2 separate regions of the Homo sapiens genome follow, and region 1 is linked to region 2. The links are chromatin loops, found by intact Hi-C in ENCODE. Cell type or tissue: IMR-90. All regions are shown on one strand. Links, peaks and the distances in the headings refer to the core of each region. The heading gives the core; the rest is flanking DNA.

Region 1 (3,611 bases), core at 704-3,203, 110 kb after region 2:
CTGGGGATTTTAAACAATAGTGTTTGTGCTTGTGCTGAAGAGGGCTTTATGCAGTACTGATATTGCCAAGGTTGCAGCGAGCTAACTTGCATTTTTCTATCAGCTGAGGGTCTGGTGATAGCTGAGTGCAGGAAGATTGTAAGTTACTTGTGCAGGAGGGTTATGTGTCTTGGATCATGAAGAAGGGCAGATTTGTAGCTTATCTGCTTCTTTTTGCATTCCTTTGGTCCCACCAGCCCAACTCCTTTTCTCTAATTAGAACTCCACAAGGGGAACTTCTGGTGCTTCCTCCATGAAAAGGATGACCATCAAGACATTAATATAACATCTGGCCTCTCACCGTCTCTTATTCACTCTGTCTAAGAGGAGGTAGAAACACTTTTCTGAGAAGAATATACTGGGCATGAAACCATCATCACAGGGTTAACAAGAATTCCATGGCAGGTTCTGGACAGAAATAAGGTTACAATTAAGCATTCATCAGGCTGCACTTTGCCCACTTCCATGTAACTGAAAGTCACATAGCACCAGATACAGACCTTTTGCATCCCCACTGTTCCTGTAGATAGGATCTCTGATGATAGAATCATAAAGCTTTTGTTTAAGAATTACTTAAGATGCTTTTCAGACCCTGCATTCTAGTGAAACGGCTGACACAAACCAGTTTGAAGACCCCACAGAGGAACCGAGTCCGCATGAAAATAGCTTCTTCATCACCCCATCCTATGACTTCACCCTGCACTCTTCAACCCATGAAAAATCCCTACAGCTCAATCCACTCTAAACCCATTAAAATCCCTGGCCCCCCAGCCACGCCAGCATAGTGAGACCCCTATCTCTACAAAAAATAAAAAATTAGCCAGACATGGTGGTACACACCTGTAGTCCCAGCTACTCGGGAGACTGAGGTGGGAGGAAGGCAAGACCTACGGAGAGAGAGAGAGAGAGTCCTAACTTCCATTTTTATATATATAATATATATATTATACATATATGCAAATATAGGAATATAGAAATATATATAAATGCAAGTCCTATACTTGCATTTATGTATATTCCTAGCCCCAAACTCCTTGGGGAGGTGGATTTGAGGTTTCCTCCTGTCTCCTTGTTCAGCGGCCTTACGATTAAACCTCTTTCTCTGCTGCAACCCTCAGTGTTGGTATACTGACTTGCTGCACATCGGGCAATGTACTTCTTATGGTCATAGGCATTCTTGGATCAGCTACACCCTTTTCCCTCTTGGAAGTGAACTTAACTGCAAGCACCAAGAGTCCTCTGTTTCTCCATGCTGTAAGTTTTACCTGGTCCAGTGCCTACATGAGTGTGGGGTAAGTATGTTGAATTTTGGAATTACTTCACAGGTCCATTTGGTTCTTGCAGTGAGCTATGGCTTCCAATTTAACCTTGAACAAAAATAAAGGAGAACTGTGGCCCATCTGCTACTCTGGACCTGTCAGGTTTTTCAGAACTTGAGCAGGAAAAACAGGTGCCATTTATCAGCACTCCTCCTCCCACAAGAAACTCTAACATGTGATTTTCATCTCAGGTTCTTATGCATAGATTCCTTGATAGTCATGTTTTGGGTTTTGTTTGTTTGTCTGTTTGTTTTGTTTTGTTTTGTTTTAGAGACAGGGTCTCACTCTGTCACACAGGTTGGAGTGCAGTGGCACAATCATGGCTTCCTACAGCCTCAAACTCCTGGGCTCAAGCGATCCTCCTGCCTCAGGATCCTGAGTAGTTGGGACAACAGGTGCATGCCAGCATGCCTGGCTAATATTTTCTTTGTAAAAATTGTTTATAGAGACAGGGTCTCATCATGTTGCCCAGGCTGGTCTCGAACTCCTGGCTTCAAGCAATCCTCCCAGTTCAGCCTCCCAAAGCACTGGGATTAGAGGCATGAGTCACACTTGGCCAATATCCACTTTTTGTTTCACCCCTCTATCTCTGATCTGGTTCTTCCTGGACTTTTGCTATGACATGGCATTTCTCTATTCTGAAATGTCAGCAAAGTGGACCCTGATCTCCACCCCTGCTAAGTTTGCTGGATGGCTTCAGATTCTGCCTCCCTGCTCTTTGCCAGAGCAACCAATACTATTGGGACGACTCATCTCCAGCCCACAGCGATCTCTAATTCTTTTGAGCACTTGGTGAGGCATGATAGCATAGTTGCTAAGAACATGGGCTCTGTAGCCAGACTGCCTGCATTTGAACAGTTTCCCCATTTAACAGCTGTCTAGCCTTGGGCAAGATACTTAAACTCCCTATAATATGGCATTACATAATAATTGATGCTCTTAAACATGACATGAATCATCAAGCAAAGTTTAAAATCTGTCCAGCATGCTCTGTTTAAGAAAGTGAAAAATATGTAACACATTCTACGAATATTTTTGTCTACAAAAGTTTACAAAATGTTGGTGCTTAAAAGGCTAAGCTTTGATTATCTCAAAACATAATTTAGAAAGGATGCATCACTTCCTGACACAATTGCATAACTGAAGCATGAGTATTAAAACTTTTGGGAAGGTTGGCTGGGTGCGGTGGCTCACGCCTGTAATCCCAGCACTTTGGGAGGCCAAGGCAGGCAGATCTCCTGAGGTCAGGAGTTCAATACCAGCCTGGTCAACATGGTGAAACCCCGTCTCTATTAAAAATACAAAAATTAGCCAGGGGTGGTGATGCACACCTGTAGTCCCAGCTACTCAGGAGGCTAAGGCAGGAGAATCGCTTGAAACCGAGAGGCAGAGGTTGCACTGAGCCAAGATCAAACCACTCCAGCCTGGGCAACAAGAGTGAAACTCCGTCTCAAAACCAAAAAAAAAAAAAAAAATTTGGGACGGCATCCTGGTAGAGTGGAAGAGGTCCATATTTGAAAGCAGGCCTGAGTTTGAATCCCATTTCTGGCACTTGCTGTGTAAACACATGTAAGTTGTTTTATCTTCTTAAGCACCTGTATCTGTCTGTGAAAATGGGGATTGAAATTACTACCTTGCAAAATCATCATGAAGCTTAAATGAAATAATGTAGGTGCAAGAGGATACATGGGCAGCAGCTCTAGGGGTGAGGTGGGGTTCTTCAACAGCCACTACCCCAACCTACTGGGATTTGGACTATGAGTGCTGTGAGTGGAGTTGGACAGAATTCTTCTGCCCACTCACCTATTTGCCCCAGGAATTTACATAGGAACAGGAAGACTCTTGCAGAGAAAGAGATCTTTTCCCCTTGCTATTCAAAATCATTTAAATATATCTGATGGGCTTAACAGGACAATGAGGTCCCTGAGAGAGAATTCTCCCTGAGGGCAGAAGGAGAAGCACACAGGTAACTCCCTAGGTAAGGGCTGAGGAACAAGATGAGCATTGACCCTGGTTCATGACTTAAATCTGTCCTGATTTAGCCTGGTGACAGGCTCATGCCTTGAGAAGAGGCTTTGTGAATGATTCTAAAGAGCTAATGAAGCCATATGATATGCACAAAGGACATCCAAAGCAGTGCTACGAGGGAAATGTGTAGCCTTAAATGCATACAAGAAGAATTGAAATAAATAAAGCATCTAAATCAGGAAAAAGCAGGCAGAAGAAACAGTAAATAAAAGCAGAAATAAATTT
Region 2 (3,611 bases), core at 423-2,922:
CCTTATCATCTATTCCATGTGATTCAGGCTTCTGTGACCTCTCTAGTCTCAGCTCCTACCATCCCAGCTCCAGCACAGCAATTCCCTTCTGCTCCTCAGTCAACCTCCAGGCTCCTTCCTTTCCTCAGCCTGAACATCATGCCGTCAAAGATCCACACGGCTCACTTCCTCTCCCTGTCTAAGACTTTATTCAAATCTCATGATCTCATATTGTCATAAGCCAGTTCTCATCATCCTATTTAAACTCACAACTTTAGCTCCTTCCTCAAACACACTATTCCTTTATCCTGCCCTACACTCTTCCTTTTCTTTGTTATTTCTTTCATTTTGGACAGCATGGCATTTATTATCTTCTGACAGTCTATATAATTTACTTTATTATTATGTTTATTATTGATTATGTTTATATTGAATTCCTTTCATCCTCTTCTTGGTAGAGATAGAGTCATTGAGCACGATAATACAGAAGCTGTTGTGTTGCAGATTACCATGGCAATAACGACAACAAAAAAAAGTGCAGTCTTTTTTTTTTAGGCTCCAATTTGAAGACTGCAAGAATCTATCGATAGAGACAAGAACAGGTCTCAACCACAAGAAGCTGCAGCAATATGAAGGAAGGATAGATGGGCAAGGAGAAAAAGGGCAGAAATGGAAGAGAGAAGGGGCTTTTGAATGTCAGTTCAAAGTGGGTTATGTTCAGAATAAAATATGACCTAATCAGAATGGAGAAGAAGCATCTGGACTCTCTGAACCCCAGCCACTGAGGAATAGGGGCCTCTTTCTGTTAATGCACCCTTTCCAATGTGATAAGGCATCAAAACAGGGTGACCGTCTTTTAAAATTACTAATAAGGAAGAAAGTCTACTAGTATGAAGCAATCATTTTTAATCCATTTTTTGATTCAACAGAATTTTTCAAGAGCCTACTGTGTGTAAAGTATTGTGGTTATACTATGGAAGATTTTAAATGGAATGAGAAATTATGTCATCCTGAAGATGCTAGAATATAGTAGAGGGAGGCCAGGCACAGTGGCTCAGGCCTGTAAACCCAGCACTTTGGAAGGCTGAGGAGGGCAGATCACTTGAGGTCAGGAGTTCGAGACCAGCCTCGCCAACACGGTGAAACCCCGTCTCTACTAAAAATACAAAAATTAGCCAGGTGTGGTGGCGGGTACCTGTAATCCCAGCTACTCAGGAGGCTGAAGCAGGAGAATTGTTTGAATCCAGGAGGTGGAGGTTGCAGTGAACTGAGATCTCACCACTGCACTCCAGCCTAGGCAACAGAGAGAGACTCTTGTCTAAAAAAAAAAAATATATATATATATATACACACACATATATATATACACATATATATACATATATATACACACATATATATACACACACATATATATATACACATATATATATACACATATATATACACATATATATACACACATATATATATATAGTAGGGGAAGAGGGCAAATAAACAGATTACTATAAATATAAAGTAGAAATTTTCATTATTGAGGCACAGCAAATGTATTAAGAACAAAGGAAGGGATTATATATTCTGCATGAGGCTAAATCAGCAAGCACCCTGGCTACCAAACTGCAAATAAAGAAGGGACGCTTTCTTTCCTAGCAGCAGTTTATGCTGATTTGAATCAAAAACGCTTTCTCTAGCACGCTAGAGAAACAAAACCCACAAAGTGATAGGCACAAGATAGAGACTTCAGGGTCCTGTGCTGGAGATCTGATGAGTAAACCAAAGCCATGACTCAATAATAGGAATTTGTCTATGGTTTGTTTCAGTATGAAGATCTCTAAGGAAATCCCTTCTGTTGCTTGGCATGGAAACATTGTGAACAACTAGGGACAAATCCCTAGGGAAAAAGGGACTCTGGGGATTACAACAGGGGTTCTTGAGTTCAGCCATGCCTCCAAAAATAGAAAGTACCCCACTGTTGCCCACTGTGGAGAATGTGAATTTGCTTTATTGACAGAGCTTCAGACCTAGAATGAATGATTTTATCTTCTACAATATGGCACAGAGTGTTGTCATTAACAATTGATATGGAGGGCACAACATTTATTAAATTTTTTTAAACTTTTCTTTCCAAATACTGAAGCCAACCGTTAACAACAAACTATTTATTTATAGACAGGATCTCACTTTGCCACCCAGGCTGGCATGCAGTGGCACAATCACAGCTCACAGCAGACTCAACCTCCCTGACTCAAGCAATCCTCCCGCCTTAGCCTCCTGAGTATCTGGAATCACAGGCACACACTACCTTGCATGGCTAATTGATTTATTTATTGTAGAGACAAGTTCTATGTTGCCTAGGCTGGTCTCATAGTCTTGGGTTAAAGCAATCCTCTCACCTAGGCCTCCCAAAGTGCAGATTACAGGCATGAGCCACTGCGCCTGGCCCATAACAATCTATTTATATGATTTCTGGAGTAGTTAGTGACTGGCCTTTCTTTTAATGTGGATCAGATTTCTCTCAACCTCTAAAATAGAAATGATTCATCCTGGAAAGATGGGTATTATGCTACCGAGCCAAAATGCTTTTTTTTTTTTTAGAATGGGAAAAAAATCAGTGTGATTTCTAAGGTTTTACCTAATATCATCCCTAGAAAACAGCTTGCTGAATGTCTTATATAGCTTTGTCTTATAATTAGATTCACATACACAGTGAAAATTTAGCATATACAATTTATTTGAAACCAGATATTTCTGTTTCATGCTGCCCCATACTTTGCCTGATGGACAAACAAAACGAATGCTTATTTTAGAATATTTAAGTTTAACAAACACAAAGCACAGTTAGTTTTCACACAACAGTGCCTCCTTGTAGCAACAACCCTACAAGGCACTTGAGTTGAGCCAGCGGGAGGACCTCCACCCCACATCTTTCAGGATAAAGTGGTAAATGGGAGGTGGTACTAAAGTCCTATAATTCCTCTTAAGCTTTTAAGAAATTCCCTCCATTAATATCAGTAGCTAGTTTTCCTTAAGGCTTTGGTCTGAAGGAATGTATTACTGGCAATCTTGACAAAAGATGTTTTAGTTTATGTGCAGTCGTCTCAAGATTGTACAGATATTTGCTTTGACTAACCTCAGAAATTCAAGCAAAGCCATGTTACAGTAGGCATATAAACAAGCAGGTCACAGGGTTAATGTTTGATGCTAACACTGACTTTTTTCTACCACTCAAAAGCACGCAGGAGCAGTAAGATGTGCTACCCAGAAGCAACAAAAGATAAACACTTAACTATCCGCAGTCAACCAGCTTGGAGCTTTCAGGCGATGAAAAGTTATTTAATTATTAAGGCAAAAAGCACACAGGCGTACGACTGAGGACACCAGAGAAGTTGATGCTTTCCAAATTTTGAATAAAAGATTGTAACTTTAAAACTGATTTTATGGAATAAAAATAATCTCAATGGATCTGTAAGAATGTATTTAAAAATTGATCTGAAAATGATATTTCTTAATCCATTAATCATTAGCAAAAAAAGAACTCCTCCATGCATGCATCATACATGATATGGAAAACGTATTGAATATTGATTTTGGCAGGGTGGGAACACATTTCCAAATGTGTTTCTGGACTA

Evidence for each region. Peaks named below come from ENCODE experiments on the same cell type or tissue, not always from the same donor. Only the 100,000 strongest peaks of a DNase experiment are listed, where the experiment ranks them.
Region 1: it touches region 2 in a loop (5-fold over the local background); 3 of 110 quality-filtered maps call a loop at or near these places.

What each region holds. Positions count from the first base shown.
Region 1 is chr10:28,733,694-28,737,304 of GRCh38, reverse strand. No RefSeq gene overlaps it. Among named protein-coding and RNA genes, the nearest start is that of LINC01517, 8.2 kb to the left of the region's middle. In IMR-90, for the core only: no CTCF peak of the experiment used is centred there; a DNase peak (open chromatin) is centred at 2,154; H3K27ac peaks cover 498 bases.
Region 2 is chr10:28,840,666-28,844,276 of GRCh38, reverse strand. No RefSeq gene overlaps it. Among named protein-coding and RNA genes, the nearest start is that of C10orf126, 3.9 kb to the left of the region's middle. In IMR-90, for the core only: no CTCF peak of the experiment used is centred there; DNase peaks (open chromatin) are centred at 1,766 and 2,486; H3K27ac peaks cover 470 bases.